2 separate regions of the Homo sapiens genome follow, and region 2 is linked to region 1. A link is an interaction called in ENCODE POLR2A ChIA-PET data of the cell type or tissue named here. Cell type or tissue: MCF 10A. All regions are shown on one strand. Links, peaks and the distances in the headings refer to the core of each region. The heading gives the core; the rest is flanking DNA.

Evidence for each region. ChIA-PET counts read pairs that join two places held together with the same protein. Peaks named below come from ENCODE experiments on the same cell type or tissue, not always from the same donor. Only the 100,000 strongest peaks of a DNase experiment are listed, where the experiment ranks them.
Region 2: POLR2A ChIA-PET joins it to region 1 with 19 read pairs; 9 of 35 experiments call an interaction of 5 or more read pairs at or near these places.

What each region holds. Positions count from the first base shown.
Region 1 is chr12:6,959,447-6,967,957 of GRCh38, forward strand. PTPN6 (protein tyrosine phosphatase non-receptor type 6) reads left to right here. Exons shown (of 16, transcript NM_002831.6): 12 at 481-548; 13 at 642-793; 14 at 898-989; 15 at 1,360-1,499; 16 at 1,680-1,870. The coding sequence ends at 1,474. PHB2 (prohibitin 2) reads right to left here. Exons shown (of 10, transcript NM_001144831.2): 5 at 8,446-8,511; 6 at 8,230-8,333; 7 at 7,725-7,802; 8 at 6,978-7,054; 9 at 6,465-6,470; 10 at 5,881-6,266. The coding sequence ends at 6,239. It overlaps MIR200CHG (MIR200C and MIR141 host gene), which reads left to right and starts at 3,799. Exons shown (of 2, transcript NR_135032.1): 1 at 3,799-3,902; 2 at 4,755-5,001. MIR200C (microRNA 200c) reads left to right here and starts at 4,253; the gene lies at 4,253-4,320. It also overlaps MIR141, LOC105369634 and SCARNA12. RefSeq lists enhancers at 1,310-2,111, 2,112-2,911, 2,134-2,652, 2,461-2,670, 2,912-3,713 and 3 more. In MCF 10A, for the core only: CTCF peaks have their summits at 1,468 (motif pointing left), 2,728 and 5,821 (motif pointing left); DNase peaks (open chromatin) are centred at 2,125, 2,745, 3,695 and 5,805.
Region 2 is chr12:7,054,828-7,063,338 of GRCh38, forward strand. C1S (complement C1s) reads left to right here and starts at 5,891. Exons shown (of 12, transcript NM_001734.5): 1 at 5,891-6,050; 2 at 7,012-7,090; 3 at 7,648-7,855; 4 at 8,063-8,240. The coding sequence starts at 7,086. RefSeq lists enhancers at 5,478-5,979, 5,980-6,479. In MCF 10A, for the core only: a CTCF peak has its summit at 5,794; a DNase peak (open chromatin) is centred at 5,664.

The DNA.
Region 1 (8,511 bases), core at 1,307-6,306:
TGACCCTGTGCCCCCGCACCCTGCTGTCTCAGGGCTATCCTTTCCCTGACGTCAGGGTTTGAAGGAAAAGGGAAGTGAAGCCATGCTGAGAGACGCTCCATAACTCCTTCAGGGAGAGGCGGGGAGGGCTCAGGGTACCTGGGAGCCGGCAGGACAGTGGTGGGATTTGGGGGTCCCAGGTCTTCCGGGGTGGGGGCAGCCACTCACTAGGAGTGAGGAGTCGGCGCGAGGAGTGGAGGAGGGAAGGATGGTGGCAGCTGGGGAGCCAGCGTCAGCACCGCAGAGCCCGAGGTGGAGCGTGTCCATGCAGAGCTGGGCAAACCTCCATCATCACTTGCCCGGTGACCCTGGGCACATTCCCTCCCATCACTGGAGGCTCAGGCTGCTCCTGTGGTGCCTGGGGCTGGAGCTGAGCGCTGGGTACCCCCCTTCCCGGGGAGGGCTTGACTGGCCTCTGATGGCACCCCCGTCTTTCCCCAGCGCCGGCATCGGCCGCACAGGCACCATCATTGTCATCGACATGCTCATGGAGAACATCTCCACCAAGGGTGAGGGGCACCTGGGGGTTTGGGGGTGGGGGGTGAGCAGCCCCTCGGTGTCCGCCTATGCCTGGACCTGAGGTTTGACTGCCCCCCACCCAGGCCTGGACTGTGACATTGACATCCAGAAGACCATCCAGATGGTGCGGGCGCAGCGCTCGGGCATGGTGCAGACGGAGGCGCAGTACAAGTTCATCTACGTGGCCATCGCCCAGTTCATTGAAACCACTAAGAAGAAGCTGGAGGTCCTGCAGGTGCGTGCAGAGCAGGGCCTGGGGGGGGGGGGGGCTGCAGTGCAGGATGGGTGCCACCTGGCCCTGCTGGGACCACCACCTTCCCACTGTCCCTCTGCCCACAGTCGCAGAAGGGCCAGGAGTCGGAGTACGGGAACATCACCTATCCCCCAGCCATGAAGAATGCCCATGCCAAGGCCTCCCGCACCTCGTCCAAGTGAGTGGCCCTGACTGCCACTGCCCGGCATCCACCCCTTTGTCCTGCCCAGCCCGATCCTCACTTTCTGGAGAGGACAAGTGTTGCAGCTGGGGGGACCTGGCTTCAAGTTCAGGCTTGGTTCTCACCCCTTCTGTTCATAAGCATTTCCTGAGTGCCCACACGTGTGGGCCTCTGCTAGGTACCAGCAGCGCACTCGTGTATGAGATGTAGCCTCTGTCCTCTAGGAGCTTGGAGTCTAGTGCAGGGACCGTGGCTGCGTCACCTGTGAGACGGGGTGGCCAGAGGGGACTGCCAGTGCCGGGTCCCCCTGTGCTGTCTCCTGACCTGCACCAACTGCCTGTACTTGCCCCCCTGCACCCGGCTGCAGACACAAGGAGGATGTGTATGAGAACCTGCACACTAAGAACAAGAGGGAGGAGAAAGTGAAGAAGCAGCGGTCAGCAGACAAGGAGAAGAGCAAGGGTTCCCTCAAGAGGAAGTGAGCGGTGCTGTCCTCAGGTGGCCATGGTACAGCTCTTCTGCCTGGGTGTCCTCCCTGCCCTGCCCTGTGTCCTTGGCTCCACTGCCTTCCCTGGGTGGATGGGGTGGCCGCAGCCTCATTCTGTGCTTCCCAGCTGCCCCAGACCCTCTTGTTCCACCTCCAGGTTCCAGCTACCCTCTCACTCCCTCACTCCCTTCTCTTGGCAGCCTCAGCCCTGACCCTGTGGAAGCATTTCGCGATGGACAGACTCACAACCTGAACCTAGGAGTGCCCCATTCTTTTGTAATTTAAATGGCTGCATCCCCCCCACCTCTCCCTGACCCTGTATATAGCCCAGCCAGGCCCCAGGCAGGGCCAACCCTTCTCCTCTTGTAAATAAAGCCCTGGGATCACTGTGTGTCGCCTCTGAGCCCTTTGCTTGCCCAGTGAGTGGGCGGCCAGAGGGCAGGGCAGGATGGGTAACTGTGTGTGCCTCCGTGCGTGCCTCGCGTGAAAGCTCCGCCTTCCGTCAGACGGACGTGGGTCGGGACTCCGCCTCGCACGTGGGAGGGTGACCGTGGGTGAAGCTCCCCAGTCTCCTTCTTTAAAATGGAGGGCGATCATAACAGGGTGGTTGTGAAAAGCACCGAGATGACGGCTGACGATAAGACGGGCACAGTGACTCATCACACGCTTGCCATGTGCCCAGGCACTAAAAGACTACACACGTTAGTTCAGTCTAGGCACTTCTGTCATTCTCATTTTACCGTGGCGGAAACTGAGGGACAGAAAAACTAAGTAACTTGGTCACTTGCCCAAGGTCACAGGGCTATGGAACAGTGAGGCTGGGATTCGAACCCAGGCTGTCTGACCCCAGAGCCCACACTCCTTACCCTGGAGTTGCAGCTGGGGCCACCCTCAGGGGGGCCCTGATCACACTCCCCTGATGCTGAGTTCCAGATCTGAACTAAGAAGAGTAGTTAACAGCCGGAAGCGCAGACCTGAGGCCAGCCCGGCTGCGTCCCCTCTGGCGGGAACAGGGACAGGCTCCTCAGAGCACCCGGGCACGCCCAGCTCCTCCCCTCATCCAGGCCGCTGCTGCCCTTATCCTCTTGGGCAGAGTTTGAAGAGCTGGCTGACGTGAAGAGTGCTTTGTTTTTTGTCCCCTCTTCCTTCCCCCATGTCAGGAGTGGGGTTTCTTCTTTATTTGAAACACTGGTGTCCTGGGGAGTAAAGCCGGTGGGAGTCATCCCTCAGGAAGTGCTGGCGCCCACTCCTGGAAAGGCTGAGACAGCACAGGTCCCAAAGCCCAGAGGCTGGGCGTGCATTACTCAGCAAATCCTTACAGAGCCCCCGGCGTCACAGGCATTCACAGTCCCCCGACCTCCTGGAACTTAGGAGGCTGGTCAGGGAGACAGATTCACAAACCGATCACAAGCATCAAATAATTGCAGGCGGGTATTAAGAAGGAAGCAAACAAAGCCTGGGAGAGAGAACAGCGAGGGATTGAGCAACCCAATAGCTCCCTGGGGCTGTGGCCCTCCAGGGCACGGGTGGGGCAATCACCTGTCGGGCCCAGGTCCCCTCTCCCAGCAACGCCCTTTCTATACAAGCCGCAGCTGCACAAAGGCAAGTCCCACCTCCTCTAACCGCCCTTGGGCTACCTGCCCTTGGGGTGGGACTTGGACTCCACTGAGGGCTGTGCTGTGAGGTGGGTCCGGGAGCAGCTCGGTCCGGAGAGTGGAGCGCGATCGTTCCCTCTGCAGGCCTCAATCGAGGGGCAAGGCTGATGCTCCGGGCCAGCTGGGGTCTCTGGGTAGCGGTGGGTAACTTCACACTAGCGACACCTTGCTGGGACCCGCCTGCCCTTCACAGGCCTGGCGGGGCCTTCTCCCTCCCCTTTCCCTCAGGGGATCCCAGCACAGGCTGGGCACTGCGGGGCGGCACAGCCCAACTCCTGCCCAGCTGACCCCTCGCTGACCTCAGGGATCTCTCTGGCCTGCAGCTCCGCTGTGGGCAGGGTCTGAGGCCACAGAGGAATGGGCTAGTCCTGGGGGCAGCATCTGCTGTGGGGAGGGGACCCAAGGACAGCCCCCGCTTTTTGTACCTCTGGAGACAGGGGTGAGACTAGGCAGGTTGGAGAAAAGAGGCCCCTGGGAGAGGGTGGGAGGCCTAGAGGAGTGGCCAAGCCTTAGAGGAGGTGCCCGTGGCTGGCGCTGGGAGGGAAGGGGTTAAGGCAGTGGGGGGGCAGCCTATGGCAGGAGGACACACCTGTGCGCAGGGTGGCAGGCGGGGCCCAGGTAAGGAGCCTGCGCTGGCTGCCCGGCAGGCGGAGAAGGAAGGAGGAAGAGCGGAGGCCAGGGCGGGCTCTAGGCCGTGGAATCTGGGGCCTTAAAGCCCCTTCGTCTCCCCAGCACCCACTCTCTGGGGGCAGGTGGGCCCGGTGACAGGTAAAGGCCACCAGGGGAGAGGTCCTGGGCTGAGCTTGGGACTGCAGAGGGGGGATGAGGGTGGGTAAATCGGTGTGTGTCGCGGGTCGGGAAAGGCTGCCGGGGGTAGGGGAAGGTGGCTCAGAGGCGGCGGGCCGACGGTCGAGGGGCTTCGGAGGGCCTGCTTGGACTGCAACCTGGGCCTCGTGATCAGCGACCCAGGGTGTGGCTGGTGGCGGGCAGCAGGGCTCACCAGGAAGTGTCCCCAGGGACTCGGGTGGTGGGGGGATGGGAGCCAGGGATCTGCAGCTTTTCCGCAGGGATCCTGGGCCTGAAGCTGCCTGACCCAAGGTGGGCGGGCTGGGCGGGGGCCCTCGTCTTACCCAGCAGTGTTTGGGTGCGGTTGGGAGTCTCTAATACTGCCGGGTAATGATGGAGGCCCCTGTCCCTGTGTCAGCAACATCCATCGCCTCAGGTCCCCAGCCCTTAGCTGGCTGCAGCCCCCTCCCCACTTCCCACGCACCCCGGAAGCCCCTCGTCTTGAGCTGAGAGCGTTGCACAAGGGGTGGTTCTTGTTGGCTGGCTGCCACTAAGGGACACAATGGGCCCCAGCCCCTCCTCCCACCCAGTGCGATTTGTCACCTGGTGGATCCAGAACCCACAGTCGACCTTGAGCTTGGGGTTGGCTCGCCCCCTCTCAAGAGACCTCACCTGGCCTGTGGCCAGGGTCCCCTGTAGCAACTGGTGAGCGCGCACCGTAGTTCTCTGTCGGCCGGCCCTGGGTCCATCTTCCAGTACAGTGTTGGATGGTCTAATTGTGAAGCTCCTAACACTGTCTGGTAAAGATGGCTCCCGGGTGGGTTCTCTCGGCAGTAACCTTCAGGGAGCCCTGAAGACCATGGAGGACTACTGACCAACAACCTCTGACCTTCACCCCTCTGGATGGGGGACGAATCACTAGGCAAAGGGGAACAATGGGAAGGAGACAAAATGGCTGCCTTTACAGCTGCAGCAAGATGTGGAAACACTGGTTCCCTAGGCACCTCCATTGTCTTCCCGCCTTGGGAGCATGAAATAAATAAAGTGTGAAGGGGAACATGAGGAAGACTGATCCAAGTCACTTGACCTGTCTTTTGTCTAGTTGTTTATCTCATCTTAGCCTCCCAGCAACTCAGGATTGGGGCTGCGACGTCTGCTTTGTCTTTCATGATACTCAACCCCAAGCAGAGAAAAATATCTTAAAAATCGAAGCAGATTAACCCAGTCCCTCTGTTCAGATCCACCTGCTGCCCTATCTGCATTTGGCAGTTCCTGGACATACTTTGCACCTATGTTTTGTCTGAGTTCCACATCTTCCTTGTCTCCCCGCAGGGATGGGAAATGGGCAGTAGTGGGAGATTCAGGTATAAACGGTGGCTCTGTTTCTCTGGTGCCTGAGATTCGGGAAGGCCTGTCTTGGGAAGATAAGTGTCAGCTTATCTGTGGACTGAACAGACAGGCACCTGTTCTGTTGGCCCCGGAACTGCGGGCATGAAAAGCCCACCTCCCCAGGGGAGGCCTGTTAGCTAGCAGCTCCTCACGCCTGGTGACTGAGAAATGGAGTCTGGGGGGCCTACAGCAGGCCACGCGATCCACTGGGCTTCTGGGCACAGAAGTGCCTCAACAGGCACAGGCAGGCTCCCCACAGCCACAAGGAACCCTGCTGCCAAGGAAGCAGCTCCTGTTGGGGTCATCAGATTTTTAATCTGGCTCAGCAAAGCCATGGCTGTCCAGCCTTAAAAAAATGGGTGATGTGGGAGAAATGGAGGGTGTGTGAAGAGCACAGCTGGGCCTCGAGAACTCAGGGCCAGCCTTCCCAGCTTGGGTCCTGTTTCGGAGCCCAGGCCTTGCTTCCCCTTAGCCGCCCCAGCCAGATTCTTTTGCGCCCCCTGCTGGCACACACAAAGACAGACCCAGGAGCGCACATGTGAACGTGCGCATGCTTGCTGCCAGTTACCCAGTTCATGAACACGTGAAGCCTTGACTTCAGGTTAAGTAATAAAAATTTATTGAGAATTCCTGGGTTGGTGTTTATCTCCTCCCAGCCTTGAGGGAGGGAACAACACTGTAGGAAATCACTGAGAAATCACGCACTGTCCCCAACAGCCCCAGTTAACACAGGGAGGAGGAAAGTAATTCCCCAGAAAAGGGGCTAGTCTTCAGTCTTCCTTAATCCAAGAGGGGTTCAGGGAACCGGTGTGGGGGACCATCGCATGATACTGGGGCGGGGTAGGGCTGTGCTGGACCCCTGGCTGGCTCCTCAAAAACTGGAGAAGCAGATCCACTTCCTCTGGGGGTGGAGTTCTTGGTGACTAGGCTCATTTCTTACCCTTGATGAGGCTGTCACTGTAGGAAAAAAAAGATAGATAATGACATTATTAGGGGACATAAATGTGAGAGGCAGGACACTCTAGGCCATTCCCTCTACGACCCTCCTACCCTGATTGAGGGTTTGTCTTCGGGGAGGTGGGAAAGGGGGTAGGGTAGGAGGCGGGTACTGGAGAAGGTGGCCTGCAGGACCCCACAGAAGCAACAACAGCTTACCTTCCCCTGTGGTGCCAGATCGCCAGATGAACAAGAAACAGAGAAGAGAAATGCACATGTTAATTGACAGCTTCAGGCCCCACTCAGCTTTGAACCCTCCTTTGCTCCCAAGAGAAAAGATAAACAGGGTTGACAGCCAGGAATCTCAGGCTCATGAAAGGAGGAGGCATGTTCTCATGGCCACTGCTATTTCTCATCTCCTTTCCTAACATCCCTCCATTCACCAGAGGAGTTTGAGGGCTCTTGAGTAAGAAAACTGAGTATCATCTTTCATCACTTTTTGGTTAGATGAAAACTTTATAATTAAAGTGCTTTTTATGTGAATAATCCTATTTGATCTCATAAAATCAATCCTATGAGATGCAAGATAGAAACTGTCAACCACCCCCTTTTCTAATTTTGGTTCAATGTCTCTGAGCCATATGAATAGCTGTAGCAGGCTCCAGAGCCCAAACAACCAGACTCAGGTCCCACGTTCTTGGTGATACCCCACAGTGTGGCCACATCTCTCACCTGGTGAAACTTTCATCCTGTAGGTTCAGCACAAGGTTGTCAGCTGTGAGATAGATACGATTCTGTGATGTGGCGATCTACAGGGCAGGAAATAAGACAGATGCTTGCATTAAGCAAAGACCTCAATTCCGACCCCTGCAATTCAGCAGCTACTTAACATGGAACACATGCAGATTAGGGCAGGGGTGCAGCAATGAGTAACACATGGTTTCTGCTCGCACTTAGGGATCCAGAGCGCTGAGCAGCAGCTATGATTAGAACAAAAGGTCAGGGAACCCAGAGGAATCATTCTTGACAGGAGGAGTATCGGAGAAGCCAATTTTTTATTTATTTATTTTTGAGACGGAGTCTTGCTCTGTTGCTCAGGCTGGAGTGCAGTGGCATGATCTCAGCTCACTGCAACTTCCGCCTCCTGGGTTCAAGTGATTCTCCTGCCTCAGCCTCCTGCGTAGCTGGGAATATAGCTAAACGCCACCACAGCGGGCTCATTATCTTTTGTATTTTTAGTAGAGATGGGGTTTCACCATGTTGGCCAGGCTGGTCTCGAACTCCTGACCTCAGGTGATCCACCCACCTTGGCCTCCCAAAGTGCGGGGATTACATGCGTGAGCCACCGCGCCGGCCAGAGAAGCCAATCTGAGTAGAAACCGGAACAAGCAAGGTTCGAATTCCCTCACCTCAATGTGCCTTAACTGAAAGCACTTTCTCAAGGCAGCCCCATCAGAGACGCTGGGCTGACACACTCACCGTCTTGGAGATATTCTGGGCTGCTCGAATCTTGCGAAGTTTGATGTAGCCAGGGTTCTTGCTCAGTGCTTCTCCAAGGTGAGGAGGGTTAAGGTACACGCAAGGGCAGGTCTCAATCCCTGGCCCTGTCCTTACCACACTCCCTTGCTCCAGTCCTCCTCTGGGCTGTCAGATCCAAGGTTGCGCTCAGGTGGCTTGTGCCCAGCCCTACCGTGGACCCCACCTGTGGGCCTCCCTGCAGGCTGCTGCCAGGAACTAGGGGCAGCACCAGAAATGAAGGCAAGGCCACCAATGCTATTGATCTGGCCTTACAGTGGGGAGTCATGGCTCAGGTACTACCACTAAGATTTCAGATCTCATCTGTAGTCCCCACCCCCAACAAGGAGCCAAGGGCCAGAGAGCACGGAGTCGCATTCGCCTTAGTCTCATCAGCCTGCCCATGAAGGAGAATGGGGAACTCAGGTGCCCTAGGGGCTGGGCTGAGATCTCTCCAGCAGAAGGATATCATCTTGGCAGCCTCGGCCTCACCCTCGGCCTGCACAATTTTCTGCCGCTGTTCCTGCTTTGCTTTTTCTACCAAGAATTGGGCCCGCTGGGCCTCCTGCTGGGCTGTGGTGGGAGAGAGTCAGGGAGACCCTGTCCTGGGTCAGGAGCCCCACCCATGGAGTCTTTCCTCCTCCTGCATCTCAGAAGCCCTCACCCCACGGCTCTTGCGACTCACCCACTTGTTTGGCTTCTACAGCAGCTGTGTACTCTCGGCTAAAGCTCAGCTCTGTGATGGCCACAT
Region 2 (8,511 bases), core at 3,512-8,511, 98 kb after region 1:
AAGCGTTTCACTATTTGGCCAGGCTGGTCTTGAACTCCTGGCCTCAAGTGGTCCACCTGCATCAGCCTCCCAAAGTGCTGGGATTACAGGCATGAGCCACTGTGCCCGGCTGCATTGTAAAATTCTTGTAGTGTGTTTTTCAGCTCTATCAGATCAGTTAGGTTCTCTTTTTTACTGGTTATTTCATCTGTCAGGTCCTGCATCATTTTATTGTGATTCTTAGTTTCCTTGGATTGGGTTTTGCCATTCTCCTGAATCTCAATGATCTTCATTCCTATCCATATTCCGAATTCTATTTCTGTCATTTCAGCCAACTCAGCCTCATTAAGAACCCTTGTTGGAGAACTAGTGAGGTTGTTTGGTGGACATAGGACAGTCTGGCCATTGGAGTTGCTGGAGTTCCTGCATTGGTTCTTTCTTTTCTCTGTGCGTGGGTGCTCCTTTAACTGTTGGGCTGCCTCTGATTAAAGGGGCCAGGTAAGGGCGTGGTGGTTGTGCTGGAATCCCAGGCCAGACAGCCCTTCCCAATGAGCAGAAGGTACATGCATTGGCATTCATCAAGAAAACAACTCGACCCACAGAGAACAGAGAAAACAAGACAGGATGACCACCCACCCGGGAGTGACACCTAGTAACAACCTCAGTTCAAAAGTCTGCTGAGGGTGCTGCCTTCAGCTGAAATGAACATGAGGGTGTGGGGAAAGCCCTCCTTAGGAAGAAGGCTTTTTAGGTCTTAGTGAGTCCAAAAAAGAGGAGTGGCAGAAGTCATAAAAGAGGCACACGATGGAAATGTCTGTCCTTTTTAATATCATGGAGGCTGCTAGAGTTCTAACTAGGGAGAGCTCACCAACTAACAAGGCACTGAAGAGCCCACAGCTTGGGGCTCATGGGGACAAGGTCAGGAGATGGTGGGAGGGGATGCAAATTTAGAAGTTCCACCTACGAGGATCCCGATATGGCAAGTACAAAATGCCCAATTAACCTTTTTCTACATGTTTTCTTCCAATGGTGTTTAAGTTCACAGGACATAGACTTTTTTTTTTGACAGGGTCTCACTCTATTGCCCAGGCTGGAGTGCAGTGGTGTGATCACAGCTCATTGCAGCCTTGACCTCCAGGGCTCAAGTGATCCTCCCACCTCAGCCTCCTGAGTAGCTGGGACTACAGACATGCTCTAGCATGCCTGGCATTCTTTCTTTTTTTTGTGGAGATAGGGTCTCACCATGTTGCCCAGGCTGATCTCAAACTCCTGAACTCAAGCAACCCTCCTGCTTTGGCCTCCTAAAGTATTGGTATTACAGGTGTGAGCCACCACACCTGGCCCACAGGACATGGATTCTGAACAACTGGCATAAATCGACTGGCCTCAAGGTAAGGTTTTAAACTAAGCTTAAGCTTTTCTGTTGCCCTCAGATACCACTGAATTTCTTCTTCAGATTTTGGTGACATTAAGTGGTGGTTTCTGGAAATACAATTTTAATTTTGCTTGGGATGATTGTCTTGGGGTCTGGGGATAGCTCATTTTCTAAATTTTGTGGTTGTGGGGCTGGTGTTGCAATATTCTTGTGTCTCATTAACTTTCTGGAATTTTAAAAACAGACTCATGGAAGGTTTGCCTCAGAACTCAGTCTTTGAAGCCTTGGAGGAACTAACCTGTTCCAGCCCAGGCCGCAGCTTCGGAAGGGACCACAGCTCTGCCCAGGGATTGGAAACCCACTAGCTGGGATTAAACAGAACACAAATTGGAACTGATAGTTTTGTGACTTTAACATAGACACTTTGGGCTTCAATTACTTTTGACTTTAATGTCATAGTTTCAGTTTGCAATGGGATTTGAACTTTAATTTTGGAGTTTGATTAATGGGAGGGTTATTTGTTGTTCAAATTTGAAAATGGGAGGGTTATTTGTTGTTCAAAACCTTTATTGTTGGCAATCCCTTGTTGGAGCTTCTTAATACCATCATTTAATCTCATTGTGGATCTCCGATAGCTACTTAGATAACATGGCTGCATGAAATTTTATTTTATTTATTTTTGAGACAGGGTCTCACTCTGTTGCCCAGGCTGGAGTGCAGTGGTGTGATCATAGCTCATTGCAGCCTCAAAATCCTGGGCTCAAGTTATCCTCCTCCCTTGGCCTCCTGAGTAGCTGGGACTACAAGTGCGTGCCACTATGCCTGACTAATTTTTTGACTTTTTGTAGAGATGAAATCTTGCTATGTTCCCCAGGCTGGTCTTGAACTCCTGGCATCAAGTGATCCTCTCTTTTTGGTCTACCAAAGTGCTGGGATTACAGCACTTTGGCATGAGCCACTATGCCTGACCAATGAAATTTGAGGTGGGAAACGGAGCACCCAGGCTGAAGTGCAATGCTGTGGTCATAGCTCACTGCAGGCTTGAACTCCTGGGCTCAAGCAATCCTCCTGCCTCTCAGCCTCCTGAGTAGCTGGGACCACAGGATGGCTAATTTTTAAACTTTTTTGTAGAGATGAGGTCTCCCTATGTTGCCTAGGCTGGTCTTGAACTCCCAGCCTCAAGCGATCCTCCCGCCTCAGCCTTCTGAGTTGCTGGGATTACAGGTGTGAGCCACTGCTCCTGGCAATGTATTTCAATTTCGTGGCAAAATTGCAGAAATGAACATAAAACACAGGTGAGGATAGGAGAGTCTAACTTTTCTGGCAAGATCGGGCAGTGTTGAGCTCCAAGGAAAAGGAGAAGGAACCCTGGACACATTGATAAGGCGTCCTCTTTTCCTTGGTATTAACTGAAGCATGCTCTTGATGGGGAGGAAGCTGCTGCTACTGCTGCCGTGTTTGGTGTTTGGAGAAGTTAATATGGTTTGTTATTTGTTAAAAGCTTACTGAGTACCAGGTATATGCTGAATGCTTAGCATACGTTATTTTGTTTAATCTTGGCCACAATGGGCCCTGACAGTGATAGCTGTGTCTGAAGTAGGTGCTATTATTCCCATTTTACACCTGATAAAGCTGGAGCTCAGAGAGGCATAGTAACTTTTTCAAGGTCACACGGCTAAAATGAAAGGTAATGAATGGTTTGAATTCACTTTGGCACATTCAATCAACCAATCCTCAGATACTCACTGAGCGTGTTGTATCAGCCATTATTTTTAGTTGCAAGCAGTAGAAACCAACTCTGGCTGAGTTTAGCAGAAGATGAATTTATTAAAGGGACCCTGGATTGCTCATGGAAATTCCAGGGGAGCTACAGAGCCATTGTGGAAGCTTCCCAGCAGGGACAATGGTCAGAACCTGGCTGCCGCTGCTGCCACTTCTTTGACCATGGCCTGGATGCTTCGGCTTGCAATGCTTACCCACTGGGGCTGGATGCTGGGTGCTGCTGAGAACTCTACCTCCTCTGTGATCTTGCTGTGGCCACCACTGTCCCTACAGGCTCTAGGGTCCCTGCTTCCTGGCATTACTGGCTCTGGATTGAAAGCCTGGGCCTCTGATGAATGGAACGTGTGTGCATGTGAAACTGCCTTTGCAAAGATGATGACAGTGAGGGAAGTCTAGCATGGGTGACTCCATCTTGCCTCTACCCTCACAGGCTGGCTGTCCTCACTCATTCCTGGGCATAGGCCAAGCTAACCATGGGAGGAATTTAGTTTACAGTTTAACTCTGAAGCAAAGATGATATTAGTCCCTCCCTAAAATGAACCCCCTCCTAGCTCAGGGACCTGCCTTTGTAAAACTAATGAAAGGCCACAAGATTAGGATTATGGGAGGGGCTTGAATTTTGCTAAGATGTGGGTGTAGCTAACCGATGACCAGCCATTGACCCCTAGCTTGCCTTTCTATAATCCTTTGCTGCTCAGGAGTCATGCGGCCAGAGGTCACAAGATCTGTGACTTCCCCAATTGCTCCTATAGATAACATCACTATTGTAAAACCAAATATTGGTCTTCTGAGATATTTTTCAGACTTTTGCATTCTGAAATGATTCATGACTCAACTGGTCCTGTGACCCCCACCCAGAGGTGGACTTAGTGCACAAGGTCTGTTTTCTACACTCCTATGATTTTATCCCCAACGAATCAGTAGCACCCATTCTCTGCTCTTACCGCCCACCAAATTCTCCTTAAGAACCCTAGCCTCTGAGTTCTTGTGGGGACTGATTTGAGAAATAAACTCCCATCCTTTCACTTGGCTAGCTCTGTGTTGTTAAACTCTTTCTCTACTGCAATACCATGGTCTCAGTGAATTGGTTTTGTCTACGCAGCAGGCAGGAAGAACCCTTCGGGTGATTACAAATTAGCCTGCTCCAGAGCTGCTGGAGGTGGGGGTGACACACTTCTTGTGCCTGTGTCTTCTTTCTTGGGAGGTCGGCTCTGTTCCCAAGACTGATATCATGGGGAACTCCTCTAATGTGGCAAAGCAGTTTGAATGCTGGGCAGCCAGGGGAGTCACAGATGGTTGCATACACATCTGTGTTCTGCATGACACTGCTAGACATGGCGGACAATACCAAGACGGATCAGACCCAGCACCTGTCTTCCGAGACCTTACGGGCTCATGATTCTCTTCCTTTTAACATGCACATTTATTAGGTACCATAGTGTGCAAAGCTTGTTCACTCGAATTATTTCATTAGGTCCATCTGATAGTCATGTAGGGTAGGCAGAACTGATAGGATTTCTGTTTTATATTTGAAGAAACTAGGTCTGTCAATAGTGAGCCAGGTTTAAAAAAAAAAAGAAACTAGGAAGTTAGGTGATGAGCCTAAGACATCACCACTGGTGAGGAGCAGAGCTGGGACATGAGCCTATCTTCTGACTCCAGGCCCAGTGCTAAGCCAACTAAAGGGGCATAAAGGGGAGCTGAGATCAGGGAAGGCTCTGTGGAGTGGCACTGCCCCTCAGTCCCTTGTCTGCAATTCTAAAATCCAAAGGACTCTGAAAACAAAGTCTCTGTCTTTTTTTTGTAATGGGATCTCATTCTGTTGCCCAGGCTGGAGTGCAGTGGTGCCCTCTGCAGCCTCGACCTCCCTGGCACAAGTGATCCTCTTGCCTCAGCCTCCTGAGTAGCTGGGACTACAGGCGTGTGTCACAATACCTGGCTATTGTTTTTTGTTTGTTTGTTTTCAAGTTTGGGACTAAAACTCAATTTGGCAGCAAAACCTGACCCGAACTGATGTGATTTGTAATCTTTAGTTATCCATTTACCGTAAGATCAATGTGTTTAGCTGCAGAAATCTTAATGTTTGTTAATAGGGGGTTATCCTGGTCCATAAAGGGAGGGAGAGGAGGAGGTGTTACCTAATATTGGGTCCATGGACTACATAGCCTAAAAAAATCTATAAAATTTCAAAACACACCTGGCTTCAAGGGTTATGGATAAGGGAGTCTGGGTTGGATCTGAAAGGGGGCTTGGTTGTGGGGTAGAATTTCGATGTTTGGAAGGGATGTGGAGGGATGTTATGAAGAGGAAGCCTCACGCCATACCACCTTGGGTCTTGGTGTTAAGTCATTATCAACCATTACATTTGCTTTAAAGCAGAGATGACTTACATTTCTGATAACTACTTTCCCTTAATTCATGATTCACACACATTTGGAGGGCTGGACTTTCTGGGTTTGGTTATTTCCCCTGGTACCAATCCCCGCCTTTTCCCAGAAATCACTTGACTTTCCCGAAAACTCAGAAACACACCCTTTGGCTGAAAAATAGCATTAAGCAATCGGTGAAATTCCCCATTCCTCCTTTCCCCGCTGGAGCCCTGGATAGAGGGCTCTCTGGCCTGGGAGGAGGACGCTGTCCTTGTTTCAAAAGCAGAGGGAGCTCCAAGATCAAGGCTGAGTTTCCCTAAGTCATGGTCTCCCAGCCCCCTCTGTTTAGATCAGGGAATTTCAGACATGCACACTCGGGTAGGGAATCTTATGAACAGAACCAGGACAGGGAGGCTGGCCGGAGGTTCCTGCAGAGGGAGCGTCAAGGCCCTGTGCTGCTGTCCCTGGGGGCCAGAGGGGTTGCCCAGCATGCCCACTGGCAGGAGAGAGGGAACTGACCCACTTGCTCCTACCAGCTTCTGAAGGTAAAATCCTTACAAACGAGGAGCAGAGCTTTGATGGAGGAAAAAGGAAAGGCAGAAAACTTCACGTAGGAGGGCTTGGGGCAATGATAGAGGGCTGACAAAGGCAGCATAAAAAAAGGCAGAATATAGACAACCTATTTCTCTTAGGCTCACCCCATCCACCCCTACTTCACCCCCTTACCTACCACTGTTTTCAGGGTTAAAGCAATTTTAGCAACCCTTTACTAGGAACTGTGGGGAGATAGCTTGTATTTTCAGTAAGTTGGCGGTGGGGGGCAGGGACAAACTCCAAACAAACTCTGGAAAACGAATGTAGGAAGTTTTTATGTTCCTTGTCATTTGGCTGTCCCTTTTCTCCTTCCTCGCACAACCCTGTATCAGTGGGGCAGCACTTCCTTCTCAGACCGCTTGTCCCAGGGTCCCTGCCTTCCCCTAGTGAAAGAAGCTCCTGCCTCCATCGGTGGGCGTTGGGAGCATCAGCGGAGATGCACGCAATGATAAACAGCAGACAGGGCTGCTTGAGGAGATGAGGTGATCACGGTTAAAGAAGAGGGGCTGTCCTACATGGATGATCATGATGCGCCAAGACTGTTGAAAACCTGAGTGGAAATGGGAGCATCGTTCTTGAGGGCAGGAGAGAGACTGATACCGCGGGGGTGGGGCTGGTGGAGGACAATAGAGGAAGAAGAAAACTGGGAGAAAGTACTCGATTCCTTTGGAGAAAAATTAGGAGAAAGTCTAGAGAAGCAATGAGGGAAGGATACAATTTAGCTATAGTCTAGAAAGTTAGTCGAAGTTAACTAGGGAGGGTGTGAGGGGCACGGTGCCATGTGGGGATGTTGGTGATATGGCCCTGTGTGTTATACCTTTGAAGGTGACACTGAGCCCCAGGTGACGCCGCACCACCAAAGAAGGTGCTTGTGTTTGTCAGACAAATACAGCCAGGCCTGCCACCCCTTAGGCTCCAAAGTCCGGAGGTGCAGAAAGCCAGGACCAAGAGACAGGCAGCTCACCAGGGTGGACAAATCGCCAGAGATGTGGTAAGTGATCAAGGGTCCCTGAGATGACACAGACTCCATTCCCTTCATCTTCTCAAGAAAAGCGCTCAAGGGCCAGGCATGATGGCTCACACCTGTAACCCCAGCACTTTGGGAGGCTGAGGCGGGAGGATTGCTTGAGCCCAGGACTTTGAGACCAGCCTGGGCAACATAAGGAGACCCTGTCTCTATTAAAAAAAAAAAAAATTAGCCCAGCGTCATGCGTGTCACCTGTGGTCCCTGCTACTCAAAAGGCTGAGGTGGTAGAATCACTTGAGCGCGGGAGGTCAAGGCTGCAGTGACCTGAGATCGCACCACTGCACTCCAGCCTGGGTGACAGAGTGAGAACCTGTCTCAAAAAAAAAAAAAAAAGGGCTCTTGTCTGAAGCCTGGGTTTTGGTTTGACCTGGGCCTTTTCTTTATTCCGACCTAAGATTCTCCCCCATGGCCGATTGACTGCCTCTCTTCTTCCCCCTTTCTTCTGCCTCTGGCAAATAGCGCGTTCTGTCCTAGGCTACTGGTGCCTGGTCACCCGCCAATCTATGCCTCTGTTTTTTCAGGTGCATTGTCCTGTTTTCACTTTTGGCATGGGTTTATGCTGAGCCTACCATGTATGGGGAGATCCTGTCCCCTAACTATCCTCAGGCATATCCCAGTGAGGTAGAGAAATCTTGGGACATAGAAGTTCCTGAAGGGTATGGGATTCACCTCTACTTCACCCATCTGGACATTGAGCTGTCAGAGAACTGTGCGTATGACTCAGTGCAGGTATGTTATAAGCACAAAAAGAATAGAGATGGAAGACTAGGGCTAAGGTAGCGGAATAAGGATGTGGGAGGGAGTGCCACCTGTACTCACAGTGAACTGGAGTCAAGTCCTAGTGGCATAAATGTTCTATTCTCTCTGTCCCTTCTTTTAACTCCATACCAAAATATTACCCTTTCCTAGATTTTTTTTTTGTGACTCTTCTCTTAGATAATCTCAGGAGACACTGAAGAAGGGAGGCTCTGTGGACAGAGGAGCAGTAACAATCCCCACTCTCCAATTGTGGAAGAGTTCCAAGTCCCATACAACAAACTCCAGGTGATCTTTAAGTCAGACTTTTCCAATGAAGAGCGTTTTACGGGGTTTGCTGCATACTATGTTGCCACAGGTAAGGCTCACCCTTCTGCATGTGCCTTATTGACCCAGCTAAAAGATTAGAAATGAGAAATCCACTGAGCAACACATTGAATGAGGATTCTGTTCGTAATTCTTATAAAAAGTGTTGACTTGGCCTGGGTCGCTCCATAAATCACTTTTGTGAAATTCAAATGCATGATCATATCTTAGTGGTGATGATGATCATGGTAATAACACATAGTACATAATAAACAGCAATTTGTTGAGAGCCACTATAAACTGGGTATGTATTGGGGATTGGG